Regions from separate parts of the Homo sapiens genome. Here region 2 is linked to region 1. A link is an interaction called in ENCODE POLR2A ChIA-PET data of the cell type or tissue named here. Cell type or tissue: MCF 10A. All regions are shown on one strand. Links, peaks and the distances in the headings refer to the core of each region. The heading gives the core; the rest is flanking DNA.

Region 1 (10,637 bases), core at 4,461-6,960:
CGTAACACTGCTGAGGGAGCTATACCTATCCATGGACCACCTCCTTCTACAGAAGCAGAAACTGACTTGTGGGACACACAGTGGATGTAGAAATGATAGTCAAATGTTCTTCTGTGCAGAACACAAATCCCTATTGATTCAGAGGTTTACATACAAAAACGTTAACAAATGAAAATTCAATCCCTTTATATGTTTCTATTAAGATAAAAATAAGGATTATATTCTATTCGAGACAGTGTAGGTATTAGTAAGAATGAAAGCAGCAAGTCAAAAAGGTCATGCTCAGGATTCTTCTCCTACCTGATGAGTTTCATTATTGCAAGAGTAAAACCTTAACATCGGTAGGAAGATTGGTGCAAAGCTGTGGATGGCAGCAACTGGAATTCAGTTCCTGTTCCCACTATTTTCTAGCCCTGTGACTTCTCTGGGCCTCAGTTTCTTCTTTTGTAAAATGAGTATAATAATAGAACCTTCTTAGTGTGAGAGACTAAGAGGTACACACACATGGCTGAGAACGGTGCCTGCCCCACAGTGAATGGAGGCGTGTAAGAGGGTATTATATTTCTAAAACTCTTTTATTCACATCACTTGACACTACAGTCAAGCAAAAGCAAATTCCATATTGAATTTGTCAACACAGGCAAATATTTCCAAGCCAAGATGTTTGTTTCCAAGGACAATTTCTTTAAAAATGTTTAAACTATTTTGGCAGAAACAAATGTAATCAACACATTTTTAGCTCTGCTTCCAAGTTAAAAAAAAAAAAAAGTGTGAAAATGCTTCACAAAATATTTTTAACTGTAAAGACAGCACAAACATTTTTAAAATTTTAACTGGTACAAACTGCCTATATAAGGGAAGGGTGAAATGGAGAACAAAAGTAATTAAAAAGCTGATAAAGTCCAAGTGCTAATGCTCTAAATTGATAACTACTTTGAACAAATTATCATTTACTTATACAAACAGAGGGGAAAGGCTACCTTTTTTTGTAAAGCCAAGGATTTAAACTGTGCATGTCCTTCATTTAACTTAAAAGGCAGAGAAAGGCATCATGATGATAGGGACCCAAATTCTATACAATTATTCTAAAACTATATTTTCACAAACTGGTTATGAAATCTAAATGACTAGAAATAGTCAAGAGAAATCAATATGAATGTTCATTTTTAAAGAAAGAGATAAAATGGTTCAGCAAGAAATGAGTTAGTCAATTATAGAATGAATGACCTTCGTCTTCAAGATCTGTGGAGCAAGGCTAAACACATTCAGATTTTATCCTGGTCCTTGAATTCCAATCATAAATTTTATAGTCTAAGCTTCATAAAAGAGTTGGTGAGAGAAAAAAATAATGAATAAATATATTTCAGGTAGGTTGAATGTAATTCCTCTCACATTCTGAGATAGCTCTTAATTTTTTTTCAAAGTTTTTTAAATACAAAAGCCAAGGTAATAAAAATATTCAATTCTTCATTATTCAGAGACTGACAATATATTGTGTACAACAGCCACACTCATTTCTTAACCTTCTCTCTTCGGCTTCTTTACTTTAGGCCACTGCACTATTCATTAGCAATTCACCAAAGGATGGAAAGGAACAGAAATGCAGTTCAATTTTCATTACTTAATAGAGTCACCACATGGTTTGCTGAGAAGTTAAACTTATTCCTGATCATCACCCCAGGTGACTAATTCTCAGGTGACTAACTTTACAGCCATGGTCCCTGTCATTTGTTATGAACAAACAATGAGATATAATGCACAAGGAAAAGAGCTACGTTTTACTTATCTCTGAGTGCCTAGTTTGGGTTCAATACATAATAAATGTTTCATAAAGAAATAAAGGAAGAGAGGGAAAGAGAGAGGAGTAATAACACTGGACAAACAAAAAGGCATACACTTATGCACATGAATTCACAGAAATTTAAAACTGGAAAAGAGGTATGTAGGAAAAGGAGGGTAAATTGCCTCAGGTAACAGTTCAGCCTGGCAGACAATTTTGGGTTAGATCAAAGCTGTACCACTCATTGTTAAGTGAGTTGAGTAAGCTACTTAACTTTCCTGAGACTCAGTTTCCTCATCTATAAAGATGGAGCTCATAACAGAACACTTCAGAGACTTGCTCTGAAGATAAATGTAGTTGGGGAGTGCTTGGAATATAGCAGGACTCAACAAATAGCATTATTATTAGCAGTAGAATCATGATCTAGTACAGTATCCTCCTTTTATAGAAAATGAAACTGAGACCTAGAGAAATAAAGAAGACTGCCTAAGTCATGCAGCTGTCTGGTGGCAAAGCCTGACTAGAAGAACTTCGATCTTCTGCCTGCCAGGCCCGTAGTCCACATTGCTTATCAGAAAACCTACATTAAGAAGAAAATGAAATGGCAAATACTAAGCTAAGGTGATGCTGATTCTCTAAATCTGGTGTGTTTTTAAAAACACACGAGCAGGTGCCTAAAACATATACAATACTGTCTCATGACAGAAGATATTCTGATTAAATTAAATCTCAAGCAAGGTGTTTTTCAATAAGCAATCTAGAGGATTCTCCTGCAGGGACCCTGGGGCCAGGCTTTGAGAAGTACTGCTGCAGAATAAGAATAGTAAAAAGCTCCCTATCCAACGTCCTGACCCTTAGAATCACCTACAGAGCACCCACCCTTATCTATTACATTAGAATAACTGTAGGTGACATCCAGGCATCTATCTGTTTTGAAATATCTTCAGATGACTCTTACATGTATATGGCCAGGTTAGAGAACCCACAGTCTACAGATGATGAAAACAACTATCTTTGCCAATATCAACTTAACAAAACTGGGAAGAGGTGGGATTTGTGAAACTAAAGAAAAAAGAATGTTTTCTGGAAAGAGCTCAAGGACAAAGGTAGGAAACCTTGTCACAAGGTACAAGGTGAGTCTTCGACAAACAGAAGATCCTTGAAAAAGGTACAAACACTAAGTTCATTACTCCTTGTCTCCCAAAAGGATCTACCTTCTGCCACCTGTTTATAACATATCCTTCACAGATGACACTATTAACATCAATTCCTGCTCTAACTTTTTAGCAATCTCCCTTAAATTTCATTGACAAGTAAAACAAGTGGGATGTCGTGCCATAATTTAACTCAGGTAATCTTATTTACCATGTTGCCTTAAGGATTTATTTAACCTGAGTTTCCATTTTTTCATTCTGTATATGAGGCATAGTCTATTTTGCCTATTTCATAGAGTTGTTTGGATGATCAAATGACGCGATGTGTCTGAAACCATTATTCCAATTCCAAAGCAGTATACAAATCTAATATACTCCTTTTTTACCTACTTATCCTAATAAAAATATAACATGTTGATAACATTTATATGCAGCAGGAAGGGCTGGATGAATGGCCTCCACAGAGCCCCCTGAACCAGGAAGACCACTCTAGGTCAGCATGTCATTGCAACGACTCAAAAGGGAAGTAGGCTGAGAATGATGAATGTCACAGGACTAGGGGAGATCAAGTCAGGTTAAGATAAGCTCAAAAAATTGTACACTATTCTACTTAGAAGTTAACTCAAAAGTTAAGTCCAACCCTACATGCAACTCAGAGCAAAAACTGATCACATAGGGAAGCTATGAAAAAGAACAAACAAAAGGAATGTTGGTTAATCAGTCATTTCCGGGATGAAATGCCAATGAAGCGGCTGGAAGCTCTCATTTGCAACTAATTCTCCAATGAAAAATGTAGAATCCAATGCAAGATAAAGAGTTCTGTGGAAGTTTCCAACCAAAGATAATTAAGAAACAGAGTCAAACACCTCCAAGGTAACAGGAAGAATGTCCTAAGAGGAATAGCTAAACTCTTGATTTGGACTCTTTGTGTGCCACAGAATAAATAAATAGTCTTTATCTGAACTACAGGGACATGAGATGTCAAACCCTTCAGATAATATAATGACTACCCATTCAGCTTTAACCTAGAAGACGTCAGGCTTTATATACATTGCATTACAGTTATTTCGCAAATCTGACTGGTCAGTTTATGACTTATTTCCACATATATTTTCCATTGAAGGAAAGGCTAATGTACCACTAAGGAAACAGATTATAAAAATTTCCATTAATGCAAAAATGTACAGCTTACTTGAAGCCAAATTATGCTGGAAAACATATGTGAAATTAAACCAAGTGCTTATATTCATAAACATATAGTAGTCAAGTAGTTTTCTTTTGCACTAGGCTTTATGACAGAGCTACATAGATAATGACACAGACTGAATGCTTTCTTTTTAAAATATAACCACTGTAAAATATAAACAGAACTGATGGCATAATATTGGCAAGGTGTAGCGGTGTATATAAACAGGACACCTTCAGGAGAACTCAGAAACCAAGGTCAGTGATGATGGCGCACACTAACCCTCATAAAACCTCATTCTATCATTATGCAAATGATCTCTGCTCATTGATACAATGACCTTGCCAAGAATGTTTAACATCACAAATATTCTTTATGTTCAGATTTTTTATTAAAAGATAAAGTTAGGAATAGCTTAAAGAAAAAGCCATCAACTCCTGAGTAGTAACATGTAGAGGTTATGTGGATAATACATTTTTTGAGCAATTAAATAAATACCTATCTAATTATATTTTAAAGACAAGTAAAAACCCCAGATAAGTAACTTGTCTAAAGCTAAATATCAGTGTTAGGAATAAAGATCTCAACTTCCTAGTAGTCTGTGTCATTTTCAAATTCCTATGGCATGCTACCCTAACAATTTCTGATTTTAGACTGGGGCTGGGGAATAACATAAAGGAAAAGATGTACCCTAGCCCTCAAAACATATGCACAGAATTGACAGCAATTATGTGAATGTTTCTGCACATGAAAATCAACAGAGAACCAGAATCTGGCTTTTCAAACTCATGAATCAGCAAGTCGGTATTGACTGATAATTTTACAGTATCCTATTATTTGTTACAAAGCTATTGTCTTCTCATGACTATTTCTAATTGAACTTTTACCTACAGTCCAACTAAGCTTCCACAGGCTATTCCACAGGCAAAGTCAAGAATCATGAACCAGAAAAATTCAAAAGATATGCACTCTCTTACTGTAGTGCTTTTTAAAGTCTTCCACCAATAATGAAAATGTACAGGATTTTTAGATTAAAGTGTGGTCAAAGAATGTGCACAGCACAAAAATAAAATCATAACAATCAAACCTGAGGCTACTAACAAAACGCAACAGAAACTCTATGGCTTTTACATACACTAATATGAAAATAACTTTATAAAAGACAAATTAGATGTCAGTCTGATGTGAGCACCTGGAACACTTATTTACTTGAACTCAGACTCCACATTTCACTTACCTCATTTCCATCTGTGTCCTTAGAAACAGAGGACATACTAGTATAAAGGGAATGGCATCTCTTTTTTTTAAACTGAAAATGCTGTGTTGCATGAGGGCAAAATCTCTCAGTGTTTTGCTTTTCTTGAATACTGCTATAACTTTTTGGTGGGTCTTCAGGAAACCCACTTTTTTCGAGTGATCTTTCTATACCCGAGGGAATAGAGCTTAAGCTGGCTGCCTTTCGGAAAGAAAAAACATCAGTTTTTTCCTGGAATGTTATTTCGCTTGTGTTGACATCATCTAAATGTTTCTTCCTCTTTGCGCAATATGGAGTGCTGTCTTTTTCTGAAATCCTTTCATCCAGTTCACTAACTTTTACTTCTGTTTCACTGTCTTTAGCAGGAGAAGTGTTCACACAGTCAGACCAACTGCTTACAGCACTCGGCAGAAGTTTCTGTTTAACGCTGTCAGCTACAACTTCTGTCTTCTTTTGCTGAATACCATCTCCCAGTGCAGAGTTTAGGGTAACAGATTCCTGCTGTACCAGTCCCCTGGATAAAGGAGCTGGCTGTTCTTTTGAAGGCTGACTGCTGCTCTTCTTCTTGCCTTCATTTTCATTGTTTGCCCCAACTGACTCTTTGTCACCTCCAGTTTTTTTGATCGGTTTTCTTCTGAAATATTTTCTTCCAGGAGAGTATTTTTCAGGGTTCAAAGGAGTTTTGGCAGGATCTACATATTGTTCTTCTTTCTCAGCTCTTACACATCCACAGACATTCCCCATTTGATTTGTAGGAGATCACAGCTCCATAGATTCACTCATTTCAAAATCCAGAGCTTACTTAGATCCTCTCCATTAAGTCTGAAAATTCCACTCTGACATCTGTTCCACACAGACTTTATGACCATCCTCTTCAGTCTGAGGCCATTTTGCTTATGAGAAAGGCACACACAAGAAATGCCGTGGCATCCTGCCCAGCCGGTCCGTGTCTCATTAGACACTGTGGCTTATTTCTGGCCACCAATCCTCTTAGACAAACATTACTGCTCACTGTCAAATTACAACACTGATGAGCTCTCAAGGCAAACCCTTAGCTTCACTGTATGAGAAGATTATGACTGTTTTTAACCTTCGGTTTTCTGAAATGCAGATACACTAATGAAGTTTGCACTTAACCTTTGAAACTATTTGGTGGTTCAACGAATGAGAGCAAAAAGAAAGCAAACACCAGTCAGGAGAGATTTAGGAAAGTGCCCTTCAAATTTGGATTCAAAGTGCCTTTCAAATTGAATTTCAGAGACTCTCTACCCTCTACCATATATTTTTTTTTCTTAAGAAATACCAACTAATTTTGGTACTTGCACACAAACACATCAAAAGCTCAAAGATCTCTGTAAATTTTATTAAGACTCTTATTCAAAACAAGTCATAAAAAATAATAAGCTGATTCAATAGCTAGCAGGAGAGATAAGTGCTAAATGCTTATAATTCTCTAATAAAATTGTTTCTAAAAAAAATCAATCTTTTAAAATAGTTTATAATACTTTTCAAATAATATAAATTTCCAAGCCATGACCTTATCTAATTATTAGGACTTTAATGTGATACCAAATAGATAAATTATATAATTTAAAGCATGAAAGATTTAGCAAAAGGAAATATATGTGCATTCATATATATATATATACATATATATATATGTAGTTAAACTTTATATGTAACTTTTATAATCATACCCTAGTTAAATATTATACAGTTTTTATGAGGGCCTTGCTGGAAAAATAATGAATCAGTATGAGACTTGATTATCTAAGGTGTGCATATTTCTAACACTGAGTCATAGATATGGTAAAAAAAAAAAAAAATTAGAATAGCATGAAATGGATTTACACATAAGTACAAATCATTTCACTACTAAAAAAATTAATAATTGCCTTTCACTAGGTAGTCTTTAGACTGATCAAAAGATGGAACTCATTATATTTTACTAAGTAAGAATACTCAGTTAGTCAAGTTAGCAATGATACTGTAGATGTTTGTCAATAACAGATCCTGCATTGTAAAATTTTCCTTAATCATTTAAAAACATTCTCCGGTAGCAAAAACTGAACATCCCAGAAGAGAAGCTGGTAAAAATAAGGTCCCAGATTTTTTTTTGTTTTTAACTTGATTTTCAGTGTATTCAAAGGTAATGAGTGGTACATTATTCAAGAGACTATAAATGTATAATGGCTGATATTTGTACTAACATGATGGAGGGGCAACCAGTGATCTGCACTCCCCCAATCCTTCCCTCCATCTCTGCTGATGAAGTTTAGATATTTGTCCCCTCCAAATTCCATGTTGAAAATGTGACTCCCAATGTTGGAGATGGGCCTAGTGGGGGGTGTCTGGGTCACAGGGGCGGCTCCCTCATGAACGGCTTTCGGCCATCCCCACAGTAATGAGTTCTTACCCACTTAAGAGTTAGTTGTTTGAGGCCAGCAACGGCAGTTCATGCCTGTAATCCCAGCACTTTGGGAGGCCGAGGCAGGTGGATCACCTGAGGTCAGAAGTTCAAGACCAGCCTGGCCAACATGGTAAAACCCTGCCTCTAATAAAAATAGAAAAATTAGCCAGATGTGGTGATGCGTGCCCATAATCCCAGCTACTTGGGAGGCTGAGACAGGAGAGTCACTTGAACCCAGGAGGTGGAGGTTGCAGTGAGCCAAGATTGCACCGCTGCACTCCAGTCTGGGCGACAGAGCGAGACTCCCTCTCAAAAAAAAAAAAAAAAAAAAAGAGTTAGTTGTTTGAAACAGCCTGGTACCTCCTACCCCTCCTCCTCCTTCTCTCTCTCTCTTACCATGTGACAATCCTGCTTCCCCTTTGCCTTCCACCATGACTGAAAAATTTTCTGAGACCTTACCAGAAGCAGATGCCAGGACTATGTCTCTTATACAGCCTGCAGAACCATGATGATCCAAATAAACCTCTTTTCTGTTCTTTATAAACTACTCAGCCTCAGGTATGCCTTTACAGCAACACAAAATGAACTAATACACCTGCCAAACTAAGCAGCTGTCCATTTCTAGGCCATATACACTGCTACCTCTCCCAGAAATGGCCCAACTTAGTCTGCCTGGTTACTGGCATTCATCTTTCAAAGCCTATCTCTAGTATCTGTGAAAATTTCCTACATTCTCTAAAGCCATTCAGATCCCACTACAATGCTCCTTTCCCATACATTTCTATTTTCATTTATATCACCAATAATATTCATCACCCTATGTTATAGTTAATTTCATGGACACTCTCCCAATAAACAGAACAATATACTTCATTACCTTAGTATCTCTGGATCTAGCATGTGGTGGCTAATGATATAGGATTACTGTAATGATAATGCTTACCTTCAGAAAGCCTGACTGAAAAACAGATTCCATTTATGATGCTATAACAAATATTGTTAAAATAAAACAATTGGTCTTTTGAAATTGCTTCCATTATTTATGTAAAGTATAGAGAAAAAGGCTGAGTCACTCTGAGTGAGGATGATTACCACTGCTATAAATCTTTATATCTTGGCATAACCAAAAAACAATTCTTATCTCAAGTTATTGTCATACTAAAAAAAGTTATTTCATTTAAATAAGAGAGAACATTTCCATTTAACCAAAACATAGATGTGTTCCATTCCAAATAGATTTTGGTCTAATTTATGAATATTGGTGATAATTTGTTACATCATCTTATAATTAAAGCCCTAAAATACAATGGATTCTAGAACACTATGCCACAGTATATTAGAAGCAAAACTTTTTTTATTTTTTTGAGACAGAGTTTCACTCCTGTTGCCCAGACTGGAGTGCAATGGCGTGATCTCAGCTCACCACAACCTCTGCCTCCTGGGTTCAAGTGATTCTCCTGCCTCAGCCTCCCAAGTGGTTGGAATTACAGGCATGTGCCACAACGCCCGGCGAATTTTGTATTTTCAGTAGAGACCAGGTTTCTCCATGTTGGTCAGGCTGGTCTTGAACTCCCAACCTCAGGTGATCCACCTGCCTCGGCCTCCCAAAGTGCTGGGATTACAGGTGTGAGCCACCGTGCACGGCCCGCAAAACTTCTTTTGATACTTCTGTGACTAGTCTTCCTCTCTCCTCCAAAGGCAGCTGAACCCCAAAGGGCTCTCTTAGTATATAACTCCTTTTTGAAGACTTTTGCTTTAAATTTTCTCAAACTCAGCCTCTAAATACACTGCTTCTACCTCCCAACCCTTTTGGCTTGTTATTTTCTAGTCTCTGCTCCCAGGAGCTTGGGTCTCCAATGTCTTCTTTCTAGAACAAACTATTGACCTCTACTCCATCTTAATTTTCTTGTGGTCTCTAGTGGCATTTCATACTGCTCACCATTATTTCTACTTGAAATTCTCTTCCCTTGGTTTCATCAGTACATTTTCCTATTACTTCATCCATCTCTCCAAATGCTCCTTTTTTCTCTTTCCTCAGCAGAATCTTTTCCCGCAGGCCTTCTCCAAATTTTTATCCTTAGTGCTCCATCTCTTCTCCATCTGTGCTCTTCTCTTGGGTCCCCTGAAGATCCCTTCTTTCCGATAAAATCAGTGATCACTTGTGTAGTGATAACTTCTCCAAGTTTATATCTGTACCTCTGGCTTCTCAGCTCCACTCATGTCTCCAACTGCTCAGCAGACAGAGGCACAGGATATCCCACCATCCCATCAAGCCCACCCAGAAAGTAAGTGCTTTTCCCCCTAGCATCACCCCTGTGTCTCTCAGTAGTCTACTGTTTCGTAATCTCTCAGGCTAAAAAGTTTTGTTATCTTTAACAAATCCCTTTCCTACACCCTCTATGCCCTGTGTCCAAGTCCCTTTCTTTCTTCCTGGAAAGTGTGACCTCTTCTATTCAATTTTGCATCCCCAACTGAGTCCTGACCTTTATCACTACCTCAGCTTCACAGCTTATCTCTCTCACTATGGACTCTGCTCATTTCTATCTATTTTAATGGATGTTGTTTCCTAAAACACATTTTTTAAAATTTAGCAAAATTTAATTGAGCAAAAAACGATTTGAGAATCAGGCAGCCCCCAAACCAGAATGGATTCAGAGAGACTCCAGCACAGGTCCTGTCACCGAAAAAGATTTATGGACAGAAAATGGAAAGTGATGGACGGAAAAAGGAAAGTGATGAACAGAAACACATTTTTTTTTAAGCTCAAAGTAGTAACATGACTGGCATCACAACAGTAAGTAAAAGAGCCAAGAACGAAACTTAATTCTACCTCCCTCCGAAGCCTGAATGCT
Region 2 (10,637 bases), core at 5,367-7,866, 140 kb before region 1:
ATATTTCATATATATATATATATATATATATATATATATATATATATATAAATGTCAAAAAGTTCATTTAAAGAAAAGCTATCCAGCAAGCAGAAGCAACTCACATGTTAATGGCCCTATTCAATTTTCTTCAGAGAAAAAAAAAAACAAACAAAATCTGGAAATACTTTTCATATTAAAATACTGACAAAAGAAATAAAGCTTGAAATGAAGACAACTGGAGATATGTGAGAATAGGATCTGTGAGCACAGACATTTTCTTGTTGTATCCAGTTCTTGAGCAGCTCCAGACACTTTTCACTTAAAATCGTAGCATTTCCTTATCCTACATTGTTATTAATGAATGATTAGAGACCTAGATAAACATTTACCACTCAAATGTTCTTTTCAAGAAACCAATGTCTAATTTCATAACAAGGCAAATTCTTCTCTGTCTCTCTCTCACACACAACTTTAAGCAACTTTCCATATTAATAAAATACATTATGAAGGTTTCCTTTGATCAAAGGTGGGCCTATAATAATGACAGTAGATACCGCAGTTTGGCTGTTTTATTGGATCACTCTAAAATGGTGATATAGGTTTATCAAGGTAAAAGCAAAACAAAATAACAACTACCAAAAAATCCTACATTATAAAATCTCTGGCTGGAACTGCCTTCAGAACAACCAACTTTAATTCCTCAATCTCAAATGAAGGAATAAAAGTTAAGAGGAGCTCTGTGACATAAAGGGCCGTAGCATTAGTTAGCAGCAAAACTGAAAAGAGAACATGTTGCAAAGTTCCCTTTTGACAGCCCTTTCCGAGAAGTATGGTATATTCCTTGTATCATGTGAAAAAGAGGGTATCCACCTGTTATGCCTAGTTTGTGTGGATAAGAATATGAGGTGTTAATAATACCACACAGCAGATCAGCTCCACCTCTTCATAGCTAGGTGTGGTCTCTGCTTCAGTAGGGCTTCTCTCTTGACCAGCATATGGAGTATTCTTTCTTCCTAAAGTTGTTAAATGCCACTTTGCTCTGGGTTTATTAAATAATGTGATCTTCCTATAAAAGCCATGCATCTAGTTACAGTGTCTATAGTGGAAATATTTTCACCATTAAAAATACCAGAGGAAGGGAACATGCAACCCCTTTGCTAAGGTAGCTTCATTAACAAAAATCCAATCTATTAAGGAATTTTCCCTAACAAAAACCTCTTCTGCAACAGTTTTATCTAATTTCCCCATTCTTAATAAAATGGAAAATAATTTGTCATTGACCTCTATATAACAATATGAACACTTTAAAAGTACTATTAAAGCAGTTTTTGGACAGTTTGATTTTCAATATGGTGACATCAGAGGTTGTTTCTGGATCATTTGATAAACACCATAATAAGAATTTGTGCTCAAACTGCCTGTCTTCCTTAGCCTCATGCTACTTGGCATTTTGGTTTACCGAATATTAAAATAATGATGCCTGGGTTAAACAATGCCTTCACCTGGACCAGAGAAAATTTATTACAGTATAATTAGGCATATGTTCTGCTCTTTGTCTCTGGTTTCAACTTGGCTTAAAAATCCTCTGCTCAATGTAATTCTATGTCCATTTGAAAATAAAAAGAAATCCTCAGAGAGAATGTACTGGAGATGTACTCATTTGTGGGGACAAAATGAATTACAATTGGGGCAGCAACAGAGTGGCCAGAAATAAACTGTAAGCAGGTTCTGAGGTAAGGCATTTTTTCACAATGGTCTAGATCAGGGGTGTCCAATCTTTTGGCTTCCCTGGGCCACACTGGAAGAAGAAGAGTTGTCTTAGGCCACCCATAAAATACACTAACAGCAATGACAGCTGATGAGCTTAAAAAAATGGCAAAAAAAATCTTGTCATGTTATTTAAGAAAGTTTATGAATTTGTGTTGGGCCACATTCAAAGCCATCCTGGGCCACAGGTGGGCCGTGGGCCATGGGTGGGACAAGCTTGGCCTAGATAGAGGTGGGGAAGGTACAGATTTAGCTAGGACTCATTAAAGCATCAAGTCTCTTTGATTTTCATTGAAATTAAATCATGCAATATGGTGATAATGGTTACTTCATAATGATCAGAAGACCTGATTGGCTGTTAATCACATAATAGGAATTACTGGGAGGCATTCCTTGTATACAGTCAGTTACATATGTCTTTGATAAATAATAATGTGTTAATATTAATGTTACTTAATAATGTGGTTTAGATTTGAAGATAATCTTGAGCTAGGAGTCTTCAGATAGGAGTAGGGATAGAGGGAACACCAAAGGAGTTTCTTTCTTCCTGCCTAGAGACAAACAGAATCGCCCTGCTATTCATTCCACCAATTTATAACAGTGTGCATAGAATTTAACCGTAATCATAAATAAGTGTAAGTGGAAAATGGTACTCTAACTTACCAACAGTATAGAAAACACTTCACCCTTCAGACATGTTAGTCCAATGACTAGTATTCAGAAGTAGAAAAACTTATGTACAACAGAACTTATATATAATCAAAATAGTTTTAAAACGTCAAGCTAACTAACACAAAAGATAACACCAATCTACTTTCAAAATCTCAGGATAGTTTTCACTGAGTGAGTTAGGACATTTGGTTTAGAATAGCATTTGCTTTAAGTATTATGTTTGAATTGGTATCTTAAACATGAACGAATGAATTTTGTCCTTGTCTTTACAAGAAAACCTCAAGTAACTATTAACAGCTATTTCTTGAACTATAGAAAGAAAAACAGAATCGGGGAAGTCTATCAAACCTGCTTTAAATCCTCTATTACGGGTCCAGTGAATAGAAGGCACCCCCTGCTGAGTAACTGGGTAATAGCTATTATTCTCAGTTCTGCTCAGAAGGCAGTTTATTTTGTATTAAGAAAAACTATTATAGGATTTTATCTGTGACATTAGGTTAAACTAAAGCTACCAGATAGATTAATGTCAAACTAGATTATATTTCAAAGTCAATAAGGAAGACAGACTCAGTCCTTCACTACTTTTCTGTTTCACTTTTAGGAATTATAACTAGCTTTTCACTCAATACAAATCATTCCATTTAAAAAATTTAAAAAACTTTCCAAAAATTATGTTAAAACTAATGTTTAACAAAAGTCTAAGGCCCAACAGAAACTAAATTAAATACTGAACTGTAAACAAGTCAATTTACTACTTTAACCAAGAAAGATATAATCACTAAAACAATGAAATGTTTGGCTCCATCTCAGTAGCAGCAGTAGTGGTGATCACTGGAATCTCCACCATCAACATCATCATTATCATCATCACCCTTATCATATCACGGCACCTACATAACATCAGTTTCTAAGACTGTTTTACATGTTCATCTCATATTTCTCATAGCTGCTAGTTTTATAGAACATGTTCCTTAAGTGGGTGTTCTTGGTATTTTGGATTAAAATGAACAATGGCTGGGTATTCGGGCTGTCTAAATTAGGCTACAGCAAAGATGATTAGAAAATCCCCCAGAGAAAATACCAGATGTGAAACATGGATGACAAATAAAGTTTACACGAAGCAGTGCATCATTTTCATCAAAAGAATCAGGTTCTGACACTATCCGTGTGACCTTGGACAAGTCACTTAACCTCCTTGAGCCTAGGCTTCTTTATAATAAGATGCAGAATAGTAATAGCATCTACCTCTCATGACTGTTAACAGGATTAAAGATAAATTAAAATAGTGCTTGACACATAGTAAGCCCATAATAAATTGATTTGTTGATTATTGTAATTACTATTTTTAAGGAATACACACACACACATACACAGATAAATGGAATTAGTGGTTGTGTGAGCTACCATAATCATATTCTTGTCCTTTTTTTACCTATGGCACTGGAATATACTAAATGCAGAGTATTTGTCTACTTGAAAACTTTTTTTTCAAGTCACTGGGTTTCAAGATACTGAAAGTATGCCATGATGTTCTTTATTGCTGAATTTCAATAAAATCAATCAACTCTTTCCAAATAATCTGAAAGCAAACAAACACAGCATGCTAAATGGTTTATTTTAGGAGAAATTATCACTCTATATTTCTTCACAATCAAATAAAACAATCTCTGTAGCTATTAATGGTAATGTTACTTATTTGGGACTTTGCAGTTTGCAAAACACTTTCAGTGCAATGGTGAGAAAGCTCCTCCTATCTCTTGCTTTTTCTTACTTTCAGTTCTCCACATGAACAGCCACATTTTTCACTGTACTTGGGAACACCAAAGGGGAGACACCCGCAAATAGCAGCACCAGTATTATTACTTTGTCCATTGTCTTACAAGTAGTTAGAAACAGCAAAGAGAAATGAAGGTCTTTTTTCTAAACAAATGCACAGGAAACCGAAAGAAATCATAATGTTTCACAATTTAACCATTTAATGTGGTTAAATTTCATTAGTATAAACAGTGCTTGGTTACTGTCATTTAATCTTTAAGGTGCTGACAGGGTTCTAGAGAGAATTCCAAACTTTACTGACGAAGGAAGAGTTGCTCCCAAGATCTCTCCCAGTCTTTGATGCAGCAATTGCCACAGAACTATGTTTTTCTAATAGAGGATTCTCTCACGTGAAATCTTTATTTTGCAAATCAGAAATACAAAAATTTGACAGAGCAATGAAGGAGGTCAAGTCAACAATAAGGACGTTTCCTTCACCTTCAAGAATCAAGAACTAAATACAGAATCACAGCTTTGTGAGCCTTGAAGGAACTGGGCTTCAAAGGCGTTTAATAAACTGCAAATAATCATAACTAATAACAATACAAAGAAAAAGAAGGTATTTTTCAAGATTCAGTCACCTAAATAATGTTATTAAAGACAAGCAAATGAAAGAGTTTATCAACTATAACTGCACAGAATTTGGAAGTCCATTTGATTCATATTCATCTCTCAAAGAAAATAATTTGTGGTTTTATAAACTGTTTTTATTTGGTCTTAGTTTATTCTTTATGCACTAATGGTGCAATATATCTTTGCCAGTAAAACACACCTCATAAATATAACAGGAGCTGTGAAACCCTAAAGGTTTATATCAGCCCCATATAGAAAATTGCTTGCTATTTAGGACCCTTTGTTTCCAGGGATAAACCTATCTTTGTCCCCTATACAGATGTGACTTCTGTTCTCACTATCATAAATAAGGCCAAATCCAATGACACGGAAACTGGCCCACCATTTTTATCAAATGTTTCATTCATTAAGTGTCATTGATCACTGTTGAGTGGCAGTCATTTCTTGGCACTGAGGAGCTTATGTCATGCAATAAAAAAAAAATTCACCTCTAATCCTCTGGGGCATGAGCCTAAGACCTTTGTTTAATGAAACAGATTACAACATGGAACTCCATATTGCCTTTAAAAATATGAGCTTTTAGAAGAAAAATGTCTGTGGAAGAAATTAAGAAGGATGAGAAGATAATTATAAAAAGAAAGGGCAGAAAAGACGGTAATTCACCATTGAAGAAATTGCTGGAAGATAAACATCTGCAATAGAGTTCAAAACACAGCCACGGTCACCACAGATGGCAATTGTGAATAATTCCAGAAATGGACCCTATGATGTCAGTTTCTGGCTTGCCTGGAACTTTGCCAAGCACCCTTTGGTCTGATTTTATCTCAGACCTTATCCCACAAAGGCCCAAATCCCCAGTGGCCTTGTAACTGCCCCACCTGCCTGGGTGTTACCCCCATATATGCTCATTCTGGCTCAAATATTGTATGACAATCATTATTAAAAAGTTCTACAAAATAGGCAATCTCCTTTCTAAGCAAATTAGAAACTTCATTGACAATAAAAACACTGGGTAAAAATGAAGAGTTCCCTACCTTGAACATGTTAAGCTGCTGATTAATTGTCTCCGTTTCCATACCAACAGGACCTTGTGACTCTTCATGTTCTTCGGCTTTCTGGAGCAGAATAGAAAATTCTTTCAATTTGCTGTAAAATTCTTCAAGGCGCTTAATTGTCCCTTCAACCTGCTCTTCTCTGGCTTGGGCTCGGTCCAGTAACTTGTTGCATTGTTTGCTTAAGGCCTCCAAGTCCCTTTTGATTCCAACAAGGTCAGGAGAGGTTTCTTCTGTGGCTAACATCATCTTGCAGGTTTTATTGGCATTGTCATTGCTTGCCATGAGGGCTTCTAGTTTCTTTAGAAAGGCTTTTATAGTTTCCTTTTGCTTTTGCAATGTTTCTGCATCTCTCCCCACTGGAGCCATGCTATCCAGTTCATCATCAAACTCTGCGAACTGAGAAAACATTTCTCGAATGGTATTCTGGAAATGCCCAATGCCCTGAAGCTTGGTTTCTAAGAAAGAACACTTTTCATCAACCTGCTGACTTAGTGTACTATGCTCTTGAGCTATGGTTTCCACTTGTAATAAAACATCAGAGGTTCCCTTTGAGTCTGAGGCCTCTACCACAAGGTCCTGTGCAAGTCTTTTAGCCAAATCTACCTGATGCTTCAAGGCCTGAAGTGATTTCTGCTGAGTTTGCAACATGGTCAGGTATTTGTTACTGTAAGCCTGGGATCCCAGCGAATCATGGATATCTAGCTGCTCCTTTGCACACTGAAGCTGCCTTTTAGATTCTTTGGAAACTTCTTGAAATTCTTTAAACTTCTGAGTCATGTTCTCCAGACAGAATTTCTTACTGTGAAGTTGTTCAGTGACCATGTCCACCTTCTGGATCAGTGACTTATTCTCATCTGTAACAACTTCTTTATCTATCTCACAGACACTGAGCAAGCTATTGGCTGTGTTGTTCAGTAATTCTACCATACCAAAGTGTTGGTCCATTTCCTTCTGCAGAGACTTTAACTTGGCAATAGAATTCTCTCCTTCAGCAGGATCCAAGCAAAATTTTATTTCCTCCAGGTTGTTTTGGCATTTGTCTATCCATGGCCAGAGAGTCTCTACTTGCTCTTTATACTTAAGGGCTTTTTCCAATGACTCTTTTAACTTGTTTTCTCTTTCTTTCACCTGCTTATTAAATGTATCCCAATTGGTTTTAATTGTATTAAGCTGTAACTGTAAGGCTGCCTTCTCAGACCCTTGTGTTTTTAATAACAGATTTTCACCTTCTGCAATGGTTTTTTCATACATATGAGACTGAGCGGTCAAAGTTTTACTAAAGTCTTTATGATCTTTAATTAATGACTCCAAGACATCGAGTTTGGCAGATATTGGATGAGATTTGTTTTGCTCTTCTTTCTTTGTATCCAGCCAAGCCTGAAAATCTCTAGACATTTGCTGAAATTGATGAGAGCTTGCACAGGCCGACTGAAGGTGCTGGACATGATTCTCTAGAAATAAAATTACAAGATATGTTTATTTTACATCAAAATGTTAATTTAATCTATGAAAAGCCAAAATAAAAATCTCTGAATGAATATATAGAATTGTTGAAAAGCAAGGGCTTTTAGCATTGACTATAAGAACTACAAGTGAACTTAAGTTATTGACAAAGGGGAAAAGAAGCAAGAAGTAGGCAGAAGAAAATACACAATCAAGAAAAGATGCAGGATACAGATGAGAGGGGAAAACAAAGAATAAGGAAATAAGTAAAAATGCATCAAGGTGCAGGGAGTGGCCATGCCACACATCGCCTGCTGTGCTGGTGTCTTCTCTATTCCAGTATGGAGAAGTGATGATGGCAAAGTTCTTAATTATGTTGATAAATAATCCATCTCTTATTAAATATGACTTTTTCGCGTCTATGACTTTTTTTTTTTTTTTTTTTTTTTTTTTTTGAGGCAGAGTCTCGCTCTGTCACCCAGACTGGAGTGTTGAGGCGCTATCTCAGCTCACTGCAAGCTCCTCCTCCTGGGTTCACACCATTCTCCTGCCTCAGCCTCCTGAGTAGCTGGGACTACAGGCACCCGCCACCACGCCCGGCTAATTTTTTGTATTTTTAGTAGAGACAGGGTTTCACCGTGTTAGCCAGGATGGTCTCGATCTCCTGACCTCGTGATCCGCCGGCCTCGGCCTCCCAAAGTGCTGGGATTACAGGTGTGAGCCACCGCTCCTGGCCACGTCTATGACTTTTACATATTATGGAGGCAACATAATGTAGCACATAAAAACTACATGAGTTTGTATCTTGGTTTAACCTCTTCAGAGTTGGAAGACCCCAGGCAAATGATTAAACCTTTAAGCCTAATTTCTCCCACTGTAAATTGACAATATTAATAGTAGGTATACAGATTAAATTACAGTACATGTAAAGCTTTTAGTTTAATACCTATCACATAACTGTTCATACCATTAAGAATAATAATGATAATAGCTGATATTTACTATTGTTAATGTCATGTCAAATAAAGGAATAAGTCTGAAACAGTTGCTGTGATCAGTAAATCCAATCAATTAAAAAGCATAACTTGAGTATCTACTAGGTGCAAGAAACTAGAAACTTTTCAAACAGAACAAACTTAACAACAAAATGTGTCTTTCTTCATCAGGGCTTTCTGATGAAGTGAATTCTAATAATTCACTGCTACCTCTGACAAATATCATCACATATGCCACAGAATTATAGCCACAGTGAGAGAGGAAAATAGTGACAAATGCCTCTCTTTCGCACATTTCTCTAGAAAAGTTTTCTATGACAGAATAGATAAAGTAACAGCAGATGAGAAGATGATGCAAAGCCTTTTACTAACTATTCATGTTTTTTTCTGGCTAAATAAGACTTTCATACAGCAAAAAACATTTACATTTTTTAAAAACCAGTTTGGGGTACCTGAGATTTTAATAGGCCTTCAGGAAGCCAATTTTGCCAACAGATTATGTGTGTAGAATGACCCTAACATTCCATGTGCCTATGAACACAAAACTGCTCTCTGAGCTCCTGTATTCATCCTCCTCTTCACTGATGTTAACAGTGGGGCAGAGTCTCTTTGGGGTCCTGGATTATTGGCAACATCTTGGAAATAGGCAATATATGACATTTATTTCTGACCAGGAAATATATGTATTAAAAGTAGACAAACCTGCTTTCTGTTCAACATCCTTAAATGATTTTAAGATGCCTTCTAGTTGCCTACTAAGTTCTGCTTTCAAGTACTCTTCTTTAACCAGTGCTGACAAATCCTCACAGAGTGCCTGGGCCACTTTTATCTGCTTCTTTTCCTGCTGTATCTCCTGCTTCATTTTTTGGGCTGTTTCCAACTGTTGGTTCATAGCATCAGGGTGCGTGCTCACAGCCAGACTGCTGCTGAGTTTATTATCCAAGTCACTCAGTTTATCAGAAAGGCTTCTCAGCAGGCTTTGATACTGTGTGCTTTTAACAATGGCTTGGTCAATCCAGTCACATCTGTCACTCAATTGCCCTGTTAGGCTATCCCATTTTTGGGTCACAGCTGCCAGTTGCTCTTTCACAATCCCACGTAAAGAAGGGTCTTCTCCAGGCCTGCTCAGAATGCCCTGACCAGCTGCTGTCAGCTGTTCATATTGAGGTTTCCGAGTGGCGAATTCTTGCAGCAAAATCTAAGGTAACAAGGGTAAACAAACGCAAATTATTATATAATTGATTGTAGAAAACACAGATTTGGTGTCCAAACAGACAGAAATGGTAATTATTTCTCCAGTTTTTGTTTTTTAGTTATCACTTTCCTACTTTTTACTTAAAGGGCAGTACAATTCTCTTAAATCCGAAGAGCCACAGTGCTTCACAGAGATATCCTGTCTAAACTAATCCCATCCCCCTAAAGGAAAAATATGGACAAAATGAACAAAAATTCATGTGTAAATTTTCATATAAAAAGAGAAACACTGCTGTTAAACAAGTTCACACTGCACTTACACCAAATTTGTTTTTACCCACTCATGTTTTTGTCTTCGTAGGATTTTTGGAATACCCTATAGAATTTTATATTAAAGAAAATGCACAGTGATAAAGGTGTTAGAATATATTAACTCATGATGCATTGAGTTGCAAAGGTTTTTGTAACATAAAATTTATTGATGTTTACAGTCTTTATTATAAAGGTTTTAGTCAACAAATCATGCTGCTCAGAATGTATAGGCTCAACTTGACTCATAAAATTAATGATCCAAAAATCTCATTCTTTTAGTATCATATTTTATCTATCTTTTATACTTTTATCTATATTTTATTTATCTATCTATCTCTGGGAGACTACCAAGACTAGAGGCAATTATTTCTCCCCAGATATTTACTTTTATCTTTTGTTTTCATTGTCTTTGGATTATGAACAGATATGAATTCAAACATCTGACTTTTACAAAAACTTATTTGAATTTTCAGCTTATAAAACAGCCTCCCTGCTCTAAAGCCAGTACTCAGACATTAAAAAACTAACTGAAATCACCACAGAGCTTCTGCTATTATGCCTGACTGTAAAACATTAAACATTAAAAATAAAACTCATTTTTTTGGATTTTTTTCCCTTGTGGATTTATCTGCTTTGTAACTAGACTAGTCTAACTAACACCCTGGGTTTCAGGGTTCCCTCTCTGCTTCCCTTATTCTTTGTCCTCTTCTCATTCTCTCTCTCCTCCATCAGGACTCAAATGCATGAGTTTTACAAGTTTCATTATCTACTACCACAATCAAAATAAATAAAACCTCAAAGGAGTAATTTCTAAACAGTAAAAAGTATA

Evidence for each region. Peaks named below come from ENCODE experiments on the same cell type or tissue, not always from the same donor. Only the 100,000 strongest peaks of a DNase experiment are listed, where the experiment ranks them.
Region 2: POLR2A ChIA-PET joins it to region 1 with 5 read pairs; 4 of 35 experiments call an interaction of 5 or more read pairs at or near these places.

The regions. Positions count from the first base shown.
Region 1 is chr6:56,687,031-56,697,667 of GRCh38, forward strand. The region is part of intron 9 of DST (dystonin); the gene reads right to left. Among named protein-coding and RNA genes, the nearest start is that of DST-AS1, 150 kb to the right of the region's middle. In MCF 10A, for the core only: no CTCF peak of the experiment used is centred there; DNase peaks (open chromatin) are centred at 5,671 and 6,321.
Region 2 is chr6:56,546,341-56,556,977 of GRCh38, forward strand. It overlaps DST (dystonin), which reads right to left. Exons shown (of 104, transcript NM_001374736.1): 60 at 9,005-9,500; 61 at 5,844-7,315. Among named protein-coding and RNA genes, the nearest start is that of DST-AS1, 290 kb to the right of the region's middle. In MCF 10A, for the core only: no CTCF peak of the experiment used is centred there; no DNase peak of the experiment used is centred there.